Regions from separate parts of the Mus musculus genome. Here region 1 is linked to region 2. The links are chromatin loops, found by intact Hi-C in ENCODE. Cell type or tissue: heart. All regions are shown on one strand.

What was found. Hi-C counts contacts between places; a loop is a spot of excess contacts. Peaks named below come from ENCODE experiments on the same cell type or tissue, not always from the same donor. Only the 100,000 strongest peaks of a DNase experiment are listed, where the experiment ranks them.
Region 1: it touches region 2 in a loop (2.2-fold over the local background); 1 of 42 quality-filtered maps calls a loop at or near these places.

The regions. Positions count from the first base shown.
Region 1 is chr3:53,139,379-53,147,378 of GRCm38, forward strand. All of the region lies in intron 2 of Lhfp (lipoma HMGIC fusion partner), which reads left to right. Among named protein-coding and RNA genes, the nearest start is that of C130075A20Rik, 51 kb to the left of the region's middle. In heart, no CTCF peak of the experiment used is centred here; a DNase peak (open chromatin) is centred at 3,313.
Region 2 is chr3:53,025,795-53,033,794 of GRCm38, forward strand. No RefSeq gene overlaps it. Among named protein-coding and RNA genes, the nearest start is that of Lhfp, 12 kb to the right of the region's middle. In heart, CTCF peaks have their summits at 3,427 (motif pointing right) and 7,822 (motif pointing right); no DNase peak of the experiment used is centred here.

The sequences.
Region 1 (8,000 bases), 110 kb after region 2:
CAGTCATTATCTTTATTTTTATTGCACAGCTTGAGTGTACTGCATAGCAGAGGCATCCTCATTCCAGTGGGGGTGGAGTTGACTGTCCATTTTAGAGGGCTATTATTCTGCCCACCTGCCTGGTATGATTGGAAGTACCCAGATATAATACTGAGCTCTTAGGAAGACTTCCAGGAAAACCAGAGTTCATTAAATATGGAAGAGAATTAACAGTAACAAGAGAAAAGCCCTGAGCCAAATAAGGAAAATAAGAAATGGTGAATAAAGAAAAGATGTATCCTTAGCATTTGGCTTTCTTTGGCTTTGCTTTTCAGATAAATAAATAATCACAGCATCTTTAAGACTTTGTGATGCTATTGCTTTAATTGTTCATATTAGCAGCTCGAATAGCAATCGGAGTTGTGGTTTTATGGGAGCTGCTTGGCTACACAGCTAATTGCATGGCCACAGATGTAGCTGTTACTACAGACTTGTTCCCAGGACACTCCAGCAACCAATAGCTGTTGTACCCAGCACGATTGCTTCCCAGAGTGGAGATAGACTGTCCCTATTCTTTTCCTGTTGCTGTGATGAAATACCTCAATGGAGGAAGCTTTGAGAAGGATTTATTTTAACTCACGTTTCAAGGTGCAGTCCGTTGTGGCAAGGAGGGCAAGACTGCAGGGGCTGGAGGCAGCTGGTCCCACTGCATCTGCAACCAGAAAGCAGAGAAGAGTGGGAGCATGCTACAGCTTGGCTCTTCTCCATTCAATGCCTGCCCGCAATCATGATGAGTCTTCCCGAATCCATGAACATAAAGATGATCCGTTACGGGCAAGCCAGACACCCAGCTCTCAGGGTGACTCTAGGCTCTGTCAAGTTGGCAGCTAACCCCATCAAAGAGTTGCTCTTTCAATTTCCCTGTCTCAGGAAAAGTTAGGATTGTCCCTCTTTGGAACACGTCTTATAAGGCTTATTTGTGTCACTCAGTGTGAGTTTTTCCAGTCTTGAAAGAGCTTGAGATCTGTGGAGAGGGAGAAGAGAAGTAGAAGAAGGTAGACTCCATCACTCTCGGCTCCTCCTACTTTTCTTTGCTGTCATTGCCTGATGCTTCTTCTCTGAAGGTTTCCAGCCATGGTTGGAGAAACAGAAGCTTACAACTGATTTCAATGGCACTTGCTTTTAATTTCATCTCTACTGCCTTTTAGTGTTTATATGGACTATTGCTGTTATGGGTCTGTAAACTTCTCCGTGTCTGAATGTTGTATAGGAAACTCAGAATTGGTCATTCAGAAAGCTGCTGCACAGTTCTTCATTGCTTTGGTCTGTATGAAAGCAATGTGTACACTGACAGATCATGAAAACTGTTTTTGAGAAAAACACTGCTTCGTAAACTGTGAAGCATCTTGCTTGCCCTAGGGACACCTGACCTCCAGGCTAGTGCTGTATTAAAAAGTCTTCATGTAAGTTCTAGAAAGAGAGGAAGCTGTCAGCTTTGCAAAGGAATTCCCCCCAGGAACTTTATCTAAAAAATTGTAGCCCTACCTACACATGGCCAGGTTTTTAATAATAATCTTTGTGCAGTTTTGATGTGAGCACTAAACAACCACTTAATGAGATACCACAGAGCACTGTGCAACAGAGTCCAACAGGACTGACTAATTGCAAACAGGTCTGTTCTTCTTTTGGTTTTTCGAGACAGGGTTTCTTTGTGTAGACCTGGCTGTCCTGGAACTTACTTTGTAGACCAGGCTGGCCTCGAACTCAGAAATCTGCCTGCCTCAGCCTCTCAAGTGCTGGGATTAAAGGTGTGAGCCACGACGCCCAGCTTAAGCAGGTCTGTTCTAACAGGAGGCTTGAGATGCAAGCCTTTGATACTGTGTAGAAGTGGGACGCACACAGGAAGAAAAAGGAGCCACAGAAACCCTACACGTTTCTATTGATAGACCCTTTTTGTCCATACCTTCCAATTTCATGGTAAGGAGCATAGACTGCAAATTGTGCCTATAAACCCTCATTATAGCAGCTAAGAAGTGGGCATGGAGCCTAGTTACTTAGTGATAAGTAACTAAGAAGGCCTAAGATGAACCAGCACCATTTACTTTGTGGCCAGGAGCTGGGAAAACCAGCTTCCTGTTACACCTCAGGTAATGAGAGCCATGGTTTGGCTCTAGAAACTGAGTCTAAAGGGACAAATGCCAACATAAAGTATATTGCAGTCAGCTGCGTATTGTGTGATTAAAAAGGCACAGTCATGGCTTCCGTTTAGAGTCATGATTCTATTCATGTGACTAGGAAAGTTGGTCCTGTCTAAGGTCATCCCAAACAGAGAAGGCATGTAAAGGGTGGTTGGGGGAAAGGAACAGACTTCCTGGACAGAGGAGAGAAATCAACTTACCTGTTATCTACCCATCTTCAGAGTTGGCATCAGAAGTGCTAGGGTTAATACTTCATGGTTCCCACTAAACTGGCTTCTGAGATAAAAATAACTATAAATATTTATTCCTAATGGTTCTAGAGTCTGTGAAGTCCCAGTCTAAGTCCTATAGGGCACAGACTGGCAGAGCCCTGCTCCCACGGACTGTGCCTTCTTATAGCATTGGTATGTATTGGAAAGATAAATGAGCACCCTCGAGCTTTGCTTCCCAGGGTACTAACCCCACTTGTAGAAACCTTATGCTGATCGTCTGTCAAGTGACCTCACCTTTGTGAGAGAGATTCCAATACATGAAGCAGGAAGTGGGTGCACTCCACCGTTAGTGATGGATAAGATTGTTTAACTGAAATTTTCCCTCTTCTTCTCTAGAGTAAATAGCATAATCAATTAAGCAATGTATTTCTTTTAATGTCCCCTAAGGCCTGCCCCACACAGTAACCTGAAGGTAGTTTACCACACACAGTCCCTGATGTAATTCTGTGGGCCATCGAGACTACATCACTGTGGGTATTTGCTAACTGTTGTCACAATCTTTAAGGCATAGGAGCACATTCAGAGACAACATGATTAATCCATAAAACACTTCAGTGAGGTGCGTAGGTGTAAGGCCTTATTGTCGTTATCTTTCTTATTTCACAGTTGAATATATGAAAATGCAGGAAGGTGAAGTGCTTTGCTCAAGGTCCTTAGGGAGTCAATGGTGCAGTCAAAGAAAAATAGGGGCGCCCTGGGCCAGAAGCACCATCCTGTGCACTCAAGATGGGAGAATGTCCTTTTGTGCTCTTCCGTTTTCGATTTATTTGTTTTGTTTTGTATGTATGAGTGTTTGTGTGATTATGCGCACCACGTGCACGCCTTGTACACTCAGAGGTTAGAAGAGGGCATTGGATCCCCAGGGACTGGGGTTACAGATGCTTGTTAGCTACCACGTGGGCTTTGGGGATGGAATCCAGGTCCTCTGCAGGAGCAGCCGGTGCTCTTAACTGGAGAATGGTCTCACAGATTTTGAGGACTAAGAATGTAATCCTTCTCCACTGCTCTTTTGAATAGTGTGAGAGGAGCCGAGCACTGCCTGTTTGGCTGTTGACCCGTTTGTCACTTTTAACAGTGTGCACAAAGCTGCCTCCTGGAGTAGACTCTTGTGTTTGTGACAGTCTCCAAACCTCCAGTATTATACTCATTTGAGAAGCAGCTCACATTTCCTATACTAACGAGCTCTCAATTTCTACTCCATGAAGTTGAGCTTTGACATAGCATCAAGAAGCAGTGCCTAAAAAGACAGCAGAATTGTCCTCTAGTCTCTGACACCTGCTCATTAAGCACAATCAAATGAGTTAAGGACATTCACACAATTTTTGTAGACTTTTAATAATAAACAAAAGCATGACTTCTGGCTGTTATTTAGGGTCAGCCCTCATTTGGAATGATGAAGGCTGGGTAGTCCAGCAGGGATCAACACTGTTCCCTCTTGACATCAGTTTCCTTGGTATGCTAGTACTTTCTTTTATTCTCTCAAAGGGGCTCAAGGTGGCCCCTGCTTTTCATGCTGGGAGATTGTGCTTTCTCTCTGTAGTGACAGACTGCAATGCCTCTCTTATCTTGGCAACTCTGTATCTGGAAAGAATCAAGATACCCTGACCGCAGTTGGCAGTAATACTCAGTAAACCTCTTGGGATGATACAGTTTATACCGATATCCCAGAACCCATCAATGGCTGGCAATCGCCTCTGTCTGCCTCTGAGATGTCTGTTGACACTACCTGAGATGGGCTTGTATATCTCCCTCCCATTTAAACACAATAGAACAGGATTGAAATGCATTTAGCTGATCTGATCTATACTGTTGACAGCAAAAGCTCTACCCTCTCTTTAGAGCAACTGTTTTTGCCTCAGGTAGCTGTGCTGTGGGAACAAAAAGCACTCCAGCAGGTGGAAATTCCCTACCCAAATGGAGGCTGTCAATAGTGTTTATTGAGCGCTCCACCAGGTAGAGTGGAGTGATGTAAAGACATGGAATTCTTGCACTTAACACCCAGGAACAGCCCATCCCCACACGGCAATGAACGCTTCCAGTCTCACTAAGAGAATGAGACCTGGAGAGATGGTACCAGGCATTGACAACATCATGTAGGTAAGGAACGGTCAGCCAGACTTAGTTCCAGACCTGGGTGACTCAGCTGTCTTTGAAGCCTTGAGCTGATCACTTATCCCTGAGTGCAGGTTTTCTTCTCAGCAAAACAGGAAGAGCAATAGGTTGTTGCAAGGATTAGACATATTGGAGTGTATGTCACGTAGCCTAGTACTTAGCAGAGGATCAGGAAATGCCAGTCATCCTCATCACCACCACCACCATCATCACTGCCACCACATCAACCACCATCATCATAATGGCTATCATTTTAACAATAAGTTAATTCTGATCACCAGCCCAGGTGTTGAATGTAAATGCTATGAACCATCAGAGTCAAATCCTTTCATCGCAATTTCTAGATTGTAAGAATTGAATTCATTCATAGTTTCTTTTATTTCCATTTTGGTTCCTTCTCCTAAAAATGTCCTCCTTTTCATAGCTACGCCCAAGTTGGCTAGTTCTTGTTTATGCTGTAGTAGAAGGAAGGAATGTGTAAGCATTTGACATTTCAAGGTTCTTTATAGAAAAGGCACCAAGGAAACTCCCTTAATCTGTTTTCTATTCTAATCTTGCATTTATCTGAAATCTAGTAAGCAGCAAAATGAGTTTTTTTTTTTTTTTCTTTTAATCTTCTTCCTATTTCACCCTACTGACCTGCGGTGTCAGCGGCGAGCTGGGCAATGACTGCGGGTTGGCTGTGAGATGGGAAAAGGAGAGATTCCTGTTGCATCCTTTCAGAACTAACTATAGAATACCTTAAAAAAAATGCCTGAACCTTATTCGCTGAATCTGACTTACAAATGAACTTTCTGGAAGGTATTAAAAATCCCCAGAGGCATTGTTGGAGAATAGTGATGTTGATGCTGAAGATTGTGGGATGCACCTAAAATGTCCCCGTCTGCGTTTTGTATGCGACATAATCTTTCTCGATGATTTATCATCCTTCGTATTTTGCTTAATCTGATATCAAACGTGGTTTGTATTCCTGTAGCGCTCACTGACAAATGAGAGGAGGGTGAGCCCAGAACACACACACACAAGGGATGAGCACATTTCGGGAATAGGAAATGGGCCATGAGGAAGGCCAGAGATTTCTAAATGGATAACTGTGCCTCGTCTGCAGACGAGAGAGGCCGCGGTTGGTCATCTGTTTGCCACTGTAAATATCAGTAAGTCCCTCTGGCTAAACAAGGGAAGGGAGAATGTCCATCAGTCATTGTGAAGGTAATGGCAGTGGAAGGCAGTCAGATGTGTGACTCCCTCCAGGAGGGGCTGTGAGAGACCCTCTACACATAATGAAAGACAACCCTGCTAGTTGTGAATGTTGATTAGGTCCAGCCTGAAAAAAACCCAGGATTTAAAACTCCCACAATTGAATCTAATCTCCTGATTGAATTCTTATTTCTCTTAAAGGAAGTCTGCATTGATAAAATAGGGACTCCAAAGGAAACATACATCATCGTGTGTGTGACGGGAGAGGGAACAGGGGTAGGGGGGCAGGAGGGGTCTTTGTTGTCTATCCATACTTGATTTCTGTGGTAGCATCAATACTGCTTAGAAATGGGGATTCAACGAAGAAATTATTTTTCTGACCAGACAGATTTCCTCTGACTAAATTTTCTAACAATTTAAGCAAAACAAGAGACACCTGATAGAAATTGTAGTTTATAACAAGTATGTAAGAGTTGAAGCCTGTGTGTCCGTGGTGGAACCACACTGTGTTCACCACTAAGAGGGGAGCACTCCCTGGGTCCACACAAAGAATGTGTGAATTAGGCACTGAGAGTCCCTGCTGGCTGTCCAAGTGCTTAGGAGGCAACATATGAACCTGCGGCTTAAGGAGGCTTGGATTGGCAAAAAGAAAGAGGCTTGTGGGCATAAAGCCATATCTCAGATGGAATTCTATAATTAATAAGTATAGAGAAATAGCATCCTAGAAAAACCAATTTTTGTATTGGTCTTCCTCCTAATGGATGTTTTTAGATTAAAAAAAAAACCAACAAAATAACAACAACAACAACAACAACAACAACAAAAAAAACAAAAAACCCTAATCATTTAACTAAAAATGTCAGTGATATTTCTTGTGACCCAGTCAGTAATCTGAAAGGTAAGGATTAAGCTATCTTAAACACCTGAAATCTGCCAGAGGGAAAGCTAGACGCAGTCCGTCTTGTGTCTCTCCCTTCCTAATGCAAGATCCGAGGATGTGCTGGGTGAATATTTTGGCCCATTCCCAGATCTTGGTCAATAGCTATTTACATTGGTGTCTCTATCTTCTTTCTCTGCTCATCGATTTTTGATGCTTCTATAAACTCTTAAATTGGGTCCACTTGGATTCCAAAACCAGGGAGGAAAACTGCATCAGTTTCCATCTTTAAAAAAATAAAAATAAAGGAAATGGAATCTATACCACGACTTTACCATGATATCATCAAACGCTATTGTCTGGGGAAGAATTGGATGATGTGTTTAAAAAAAAAAAAGTAACCAGGAAGACAGGGCTTTGGACTCTCTCTCTCTCTTTCTCTCTCTCTCTCTCTCTCTCTCTCTCTCTCTGTGTGTGTGTGTGTGTGTGTGTGTGTGTGTGTGTGTGTGTGTGTATGTGTGTGTGAAACGTTTTAATGTTAGACTGGAGTTAGGGACACAGAAAGGCTTCGTTTTCTGGTTGAGCTGCAAAGTCACAGTAACTGGAGCAGTGTCTCAGTTCTTTGCATCAAACACAATTCCCTAAGGGAAAACCAGGCAAGCAAGGATGCTCACTGAGGGCTTAAGAACTGAGACATGGCAGAGATTAGGCCACAGAAATCCTTCCACCTTTTAGTGGATGTTCAAATAAGTCTCTTGGGTAACATAACTATTTTTCAGATTTAAGTGTCATTCAGTAAACTCTGTTCATTTTTAAAATATGAATACATGTTCATAATATGAACATTTGAAAACAAAAGTTATAACTATAAAATAAAATGCAGTAATAATTCAAGATATGGGATTACTCCATATAATGCATACATATAAAAATCTGTCATCTATCTGCCTATTATATATTAATATGCACATAGAAATATCTATTGGGTCTCCATTACATATATGAACTGTCTCATGTAACTTTAGAGCTGAGAAGTCTCACGGGACCTTATGTGCAAGTTGGAGACCTAAGAAGATGAGTATAGTTCTAGTAAAAGTCGACTTCTCTCAGGAGCCTGAGAACTAGGGGAGTATGAGTGTTTGCATATGCTCCGCCCAGTGGGTGGCACCATTAGAAGGTGTGGCCCTGTTGGAGTAGGTGTGGCCTTGTTGGAGTAGGCGTGTCTCTGTGGGCATGGGCTTTAAGACTCATCCTTGCTGCCTGGAAGCCAGTATTCTACTAGTAGCCTTCAGATGAAGTTGTAGAAATTCTTAGCTCCTCCTGCACCATGCCTGCCTGGATGCTGCCATGTTCCCGTCTTGATGA
Region 2 (8,000 bases):
CGCTCTTTGCCTGCTTGCCCTCACACTTAACTTACTAATGTTAGAAACTACATTTCTGGGATTCCGGCATATTCCGAAGACCAGCTGAGACATCCAGCATCATGGGCTGAACAACTGCTAGACTCTCAGACTTCACTGGGAGACAGCCATTACTGAACTGGCTGGACCACAGCCTGTAAACCACTTTATAAATCCTCTTTTATACATAGATTAATTCTATCAGTTCTGTCCCTCTGAGAACTGAGACTAATACAGAAAACCACTAGTTAGCAAGCAAATTTCAAAGTATAACTTTTAAACGGTTTGTGTGTGTGTGTGTGGGGGGGGGGGGTGCTGGAGAGATGGCTCAACAATTAAGGGCATTAGCTGCTTTTCTGGAAGACTCAGGTTTGATTCTCCACACTCATGTGGCAGCTCTCAAGTCTCTGTAATCACAGACTTGTTGGATAAAGACTTAAAATCAGTGACCTTAAAAGCTCTCACCCTTGTTACACCTCTAGCTAAGGAACTATAGGCAGTTGATAGCTGCTGGGAGAAGGCCAGAACACAAGTGTGTGGCCCCTGGTAGGTCCACCATATGCCAGTGGAAGGCCACACGAAGGTTATAAAAGCACACTGGTTAAAGTAAGAAATCTACCAGTCAGGGCTGACAAGGTGCCCAGGACCTCCTGTTTCAACTGATGGAGTGCTGACCTTGTGTGGCGCCACACACAGTTCTCTTTGACTTGACCAAGTTCACCCTTTGTATTACATAAATATCTAGGTTCTTTGAAACTATGTAATATCCTGCATTTAGATACTCTCTAAATTATTTCCTTTAAGATTTGTGGGTCCCTGTTTTATTAACACCTTGTGGTCTGCTCCTGTATGCTCTTTAAATGCTCAGATGTGGTTGGGGTCAGCACATCCATGCTGATCCGTATGTCTGTTTGTTCTTAGTGTGTGCTGCTGTGGTGATATCCTAGGAAATCCAACTACGCTCCTGATCACCAACACACATCACTGATGTGCCCACACACAGAGGACACACATCAGTGGCCATTGTCACCTGTCCCTGTCCATACTCATAGGAATTAAAAAAAAAAGACTGGTTTTTAGACCTGAAAATGTCACGATTCTGAACAAGGAAGATAAGGAAGACATCTAGACTTTCCCTGTGTTTGGGACTCCTTTGTTTACCCTATAGCTGGGTATAATAGTTTGGGAAACTATTATAATTTGAGACTTCTAAGGAATTTAATATACTCATCTGCACTGAATTGTTTTTGCTAAAATATGTTTGAAAATTATATTTAAATTTGAGTAGAAAGAGAAATTGTTAAGGGGAGGAATTTTATATGTAATTAAACATGAATTTGTTCATGTTCAGTCTTTACTTTCCTTCTGCCATGACTCAATACCGCTGTGGATATGCAGGGATGGGGAAAGGAAAACTCAACAAAGACATTTCCATGGAACACAGAGGGATGGTAGAGGATTTTTCCTTACCAGGAAGAACTCGATGATGTCATGGTGAAGTCTGAGAATAAAGTCTCAAGTTTAACTTGTTTGTTTGTTTTTTTTTCTTTTGCTTCATTTTTCTACTCTCATTTTGTCATCAGCACTTGAATCCTCACATGAAGAAGTGAAATAACATAGATGTGTGAAATCCAGTATGCCCTTGGCAGTACAGGTCACCTCCAGTATAATCACTTCTGCTAGAACTCATGTGACATGTGACACATGACACAAGACCTGTGGCTGGAGCAGAACTCATGATGACATGTAAGAACCCCGTGGCTTGGCCCTCGGCTTCTTACTCCTGGCATGACGTCAGTCTGTTGGAATAAAACCCCTGAGTCTGTTTCCTCTTTGGTGGATGGAAAGAATCATTCCGCTTGCCAGATACCACTAACTGCAACTTAAATGAGAGATAGTGCCTGCCTGTCTTGAAAACACATGGACCTGTAACGTGTTTCTCAAAGGTGAGGCTTAACTAGTCCTTAGGACTCACAACATGGAGATGGACATAGAGAAAATAATAGTCCTGAAATAAAATCTACTTTGGAATATTTGCAAATTATGAGAGTTGCAAAGATAACATGGTGAGCCCCTTGACCCATGTTGGTGTCTTCTCATGTCAACTAAATTTAAATTTGAGTAGAAAGAAAAATTGTCAATCTTATATTCCTGTGGTAAATTTGTTCACACCAAGAAACTGACATTGGTATTTTATTAACTAATAACCAAACTTTCACCAAATGGACTCTTCCCTAGTTTTTGTTTTACTGTCCTTTCTAGCACAAAGATCCATTCAGGATGCTAAATTTGATCCTCATATTCCTTAACCAAACACCTTAAAGTTTCTTCTGCTGCAATGAAACTCCATGACCAAACGCCACTTGAAGAGAAAAGGGTTTATTTCATTCCCAGTTCTTAGAACAGATCACCATCAAAAGCAGTGAGGGCAGGCATTCAGTGCACGGCAGGAGACTGAAGGTCATAGAGGGATGCTGCTTACTGGTTTGCTCCCATGGTTTGCCCAGACTGCTTTCTTATAGAAGCCAGGACCACCAGCTGAGGGATGGCACCACCCATAATGGGCTAAGCCCTCCCTCATCAATCACTAATTAAGAAAATGCCCTACTGGCTTGTCCACCGTCTGATCTTATGGAGGCACTTTCTTTTTACTTTTAAGACTTATTTATTTTATGTATGTGAGTACACTGTTGCTGTCTTCAGACACACCAGAAGAGGGACCCATTACAGATGGTTTTGAGCCGCCATGTGATTGCTAGAAATTGAACCCAGGACCTCTGGAAGAGCAGTCAGTGCTTTTAATCGCTGAGCCATCTCTCTAGCCTGGAGGTATTTTCTTAAATGAGGTTCCTTCCTCTGTAATGATTCTAGCTTGTGTCAGGTTGGCATAAAACCAGTCAGCACAGCAAATTTCTCCGAATTTCCTTTTACTTTTCCTGGATTGACAGGTGCAGACTTTTGCATGTATTGCGTACACTGTCCCCAGGCTTCACCTTCTGGTGTGGTTAGCCTGGGTTTGGGCTCTCAGTATGGCAGCAAGGATACCTGGTATCTACAGAGCATCAGTGGGGATGTTCTCTTACTCACCCAGGTGAAGCCGTATCTGTCGACTTCCCCACTGCAGTTACATTGTTGCCCTTTCTATATACCAGTGTGGGTATGGTCACTCAGACAAGCCCACCTTCGAGGACCAGAGGATAAAGTTATACTCATGGAGAAGAGTAGAGAACGGATAGTAGTAGTGTTTGTGTGTTGGGGTGGAGGGATATACCTACGTATATTCATTGGAATATATCCAATATAGAAATATATATTTTTCTATCAGGGAAACTAGTAATTTTTAAGCCGTCAAATAATGGAAACAAAGTTGATGAGCTCCTTGAAGTACCAAACTATACCCCGGAGGCCCCAGCAGGTGTCGCTGTTGAGAGAGATTGAGTCTGTCTTTGGCTGAACACTGAAGTCCTTGATAGACCTGCAAAGTACCCTATCCATTACTCTTCCTCCAGGAAAGATTTCTCTTCTAAGTAAGGAAGAAAAAATAGCATTCACGTTCTCAAACCTGGTCGACATGAACTGGTGTATGTGAGCTTCTAGATCAGCTTCAAAGTTAGTACTGTTTCAGCACGCTTCCTCCTGCTTAGAGCTCAGACCTCTCTCTACTCGAGGTAGTAAACGGGGAGAAGAGGAGGATAAGGGCATAAAATAGATGCGATACTGAAATGACAAACTATTATGTGAAGCGTCACAGCTTCTGGTCTGAATGGCTTCTCTAAATATGTAGAGGTTCATTGAGCTTATGGTCTGATTCCTGGATTTGATTAATTTCAGTGTGTGACTTTTTTTTTTCAAGAATTGAAGATTATTGATATTTTTGCAAACTATTTTTTATCCGACCCAGTAATCATTTTCAAGAATAGTTATTAGAATTGAGAAAAATAGGGAAGTGGTATTGTGGTTTTGACCTAACGCCTTTTAGTAAGGACTCTGGAGATCATATGAATGTTTTCTGTGACCCAAAGGGCTTTTGCCTATCTAAATTACTCCAGTGACCACCTGGTCCTCAAGTTACAGAGGAGAATGCCTTAGGTGGCTGCTAGACTGGATTGACAAGATGGGCTCAGAGATAGTGCAGGAGGAGCAAAAGCCTCTTCAGCAGGCAAGCTTTCTCAAGCCTTCACACTGGGATTTCACGAATGCAGGGTAAACATTTATTCATATATATATATGAATATATGTATATGTATATATGTATATATGTACCATATAGATATACCAGATTATCAAAGACCAATTACAAGGAAATTTTTTCCTGATCATCATTTTAATATTGCAAACCCAACAATACATTAAAATTAAGATGCATTCTGATTATTTATGTGGTTGGAATTTATTATTTAGAGAAAGATCTCATATAGCCAGGCTTCCCTTGAACTTCTGTTTGCACTGGCCAACTGTCTTTATCTCCTTGGTCTGGGGTTACAGGCATGCACAATTATACCTGGTATTGGGAACCAAATTTTGGATTCTTCATAAACTCTGTAGAGTGAATCCTCTCCTTAAATGTGTCTCCCTTAAATCACGGCAGGCCAGTAAGATGACTCAGCTGGGAAAAGCACTCGCTTCCGACCTGACTGCCTGAGTTTGGTCCTAAGGAGCAACAGGAGAGAAGGAGAGATCTGACTCCTGTGAATTCTCCAATCTCCACCCATGGGTGGCATGACATGTTTCACATGCATACACACATATGCACACATAAAATCAATAAATACTATAATTTAATAAAATAAATAATGGAAAACAATACATTATTGGACCATCACCTAATTCTATATAGCAATGTATCTTATAAGGATAGATTAGATAGGTTTGGACATGTTACCAGATGATTCTAAGATAGTAAAAGTCTTATTAAATATTATTTATCACTTATTGAGTAATTACCATGTGCTGAAAATTTTCACATGCATTTTTTAGTTTTCAAAACAACACTATGAGTAAACGTTATTAAATAACTTACCTAAAAATCAGAGAGCCCGTGAGTGGATGCTATACCATCCTGCAAGATCAAATCTAGGCCAATCCAGTTGTGGGGGCAGGAATTCACTGTGCTGCCTTGGCTAGTCTACCTCTGACTGCAGTTACACTTTAACTTGGAAAATATTTGGCCAAAAAATATTTTTTATTAAAAAAATGTTGGTTTTATGTTTATGGCACCAGGTTGTGTTTTGGGACTTGATCTTAGTCAGAGCCTGGCAAATGAATCTTAGCTGAAATTTCTCAGAACAGTAGACAGAGCTTTTTTTTTTTTTAAATTAACTATTTTATTTTATTTTATTTTATTTTATTTTATGTATGAGTGTTTTGTCTGCATGTATGCATGTTCACCACAAGTGTGTGTGGTACCCAGGGAGGTCAGAAGAGGAGATTGGCTACACTGGAACTGGACTTAGTTACGGCTGTTTGTGAACCACCCTCTGGGTGCTGGGAACTGAACCTGGCTTCTTCAAAATAGCACCAAGTGCTCTTAACCACTAAGCCATTTCTCCAGCCTCAGTACGTGGTTTTAAATGTAGATTTGCATGTGCTGGGTGGTCTTTTAATGTACAAACTTGAATATGCTTAAGAATTCAGCTGAAACTGTCCAGCAGGGAAAAACAAACAAACAAACAAACAAAAGACAAACAGATGATCTGAAATAAGGACTTGAAAAAACTTTGAGAAAAAGACAATTTCCCTAGTTCTGAGTGGTTAGTACTATTACCACAATGTCATTATTATTATGGCCTTAAAAATAACCATGATGTTATTTCTGTGTCAGCAATGGAGGAATAAGGCAAGGAGGAAAAGTTTGTCTGTGACAAAAGGGCCTGTCACCTTGTCTTAAAGCAGATTCCCCCAAGCTGAAACATTCCCTGGGGCGAGGTAGAGTGAGGTGGGGGTGGGGAAGACTGGCGTCAACAGAATGTCACTTTGTCTAGGAGGGTAAAAGCCTTCAAGAGTCACAAGGCCACTCCCTTCCCAGCTATAGGAGGAGCAAACCACTTCAGGGGAAGAGATGCTGATCAAGCGACCTAACTGTAGTGATTCCTTGGCTCTGTAGAGCTGTCTGAGTTGTGCAGAGGGCCGGGTGGTGGTGGGTTACAGCCTTCGCGGTTTGTTAACTGTGTTGGGGTCTGCTCTTCAGTTGATGTACCTGTTTTTAAGTCACGGAGCTCCTGTAAACCCTTGCTCATACTCCTACACTAAAACCCATTGGTTTGCCAAGCTGGGCTTTGGTACAGTAGTTATTTGGTCTGCTTTGGTTCCCTTTCTGGGGTTTGTGGGTATGTGTGACAGCTCACCTGGGTCTCTCCTATGTTGTTGGACATTCAACGTTGTCTCCATATGGTTTTACCTGCATACTATGGCGAGAAATCTGCTACCAGCCTGATTGGCCATCAGCCTTGTCTGGCTCATTACACAGTCTAATTGCCCTGGACGCAATGGTGTTTGGGAGAGGGTCATTAGGAGATGAACAAATATGTGGGAAATACTTTTATAATCAGGGCTTTAAAAAAAGAAAAAGGCCAGAGAGCTCCCTTGTCTTCTCTGCCCTGTGCAGACACAGCAAATGAGTGATGGTGAGAGAGGAAGAAAAAGGAGGAAGAAAGGAAGAGGAGGAGGAAGAAGAGGAAGAGGAAAAGGAAGGAGAAGAAGATCATGATGATCAAGATGAAGCAGCAGCAGCTGCAACAGCAAGGGACCTCCTCCCCTCTGCCAGATAAGGTGAACTGGAGAAAGATAAGAGGACAGCTGTCAGTGAGCCCGGAAGCTAGCTTCAGCGGATACGGAGTCTTCTGAAGAACTCCACACCCACCACAACTATGAGGAAGACATTTGTGTTGTTAAGCCATCTCTGGGGTCCTTGGATTTTGTTTCTGCAGTCCAGTGGATCTCGGATTGCTGTCCCACTGTGCCTGGTGTGGGAAACAGGATAATCGGATGCCCCACTTTACAGTGTTACTTGTCCAAGGTCAGATAGCGATTTGGCAGCTAAATCAAGCCCAGAACTGGGTGTTCCTGCCTCCTAACTATGCTAAAATCTCACAAGTATCTTTTTTTGTGCCTCCTTTTTTTTTTCTTTACACTTAAAAATGCAAATGAGAGGGCATCACACAAGCAGCAGATGTTTGTGTCTCTTCCAGTTCACCAGATTCAAACTTGCTCTAATCTAGGTGATTCGGTCCCCTCCCTCAGCTGCACGCATGCTCAAATAAGACCCATGATGGTCTCAACACAGCAACTGGCATGAAAGAATGTAGCAATTTATCAGTAAGCATAATACGTGTAATTTCTGGTTAAGAATCATGACTCTGAAAGAAAAGCCCAGTGAGGTTGAAAACCAAACCCAACCAAAAACAAAAAATGAGGACCAAAATAAGAGTTCATTTGTAAGTCTGGTGTGGTGGCTCACACACTGAATCCCAGCATTCTAGAGGCAGAGGCAGGTGGATCTCCGGGTTCAAGACCATCCTGGTCTACACAGAGAGATCTGGGACAGCCAGGGCTACACAGAGAAACCCCATCGACCAAAGAATGAATGCATAATAGCAGAGAAGGCATTTGAGAACCTGTGGTTTCTTGGTATTTTCAACACTTCTGTACTAAGCCACACAATGCTCACAGGTTAAAGTGTTCTGAACAGAGAGGCGCTGGGAAGCTAGTCATTATTACCAGAAAAGTCAGTGTAGCTGCAGTCCACTACCTTCCTTCCTCCCTACAGGAAACACGATGGAAGATGTGCCCCCTTTGCTGCACTTTGGACACTAGGGGGCTTCTAGTATCAAGAAACAAGCACAGGACATTGCAGAAAATGCCCTACAATCCCAGTGCCTGCATTTATTCAAGCCCTCACCCCTAACGGAAACACAGGAAGGGCTTGACCATCTCTCCTCAGGCAAGTGATGGGACATGTTGGTTTGATTAGGTAAAGGCTCTGA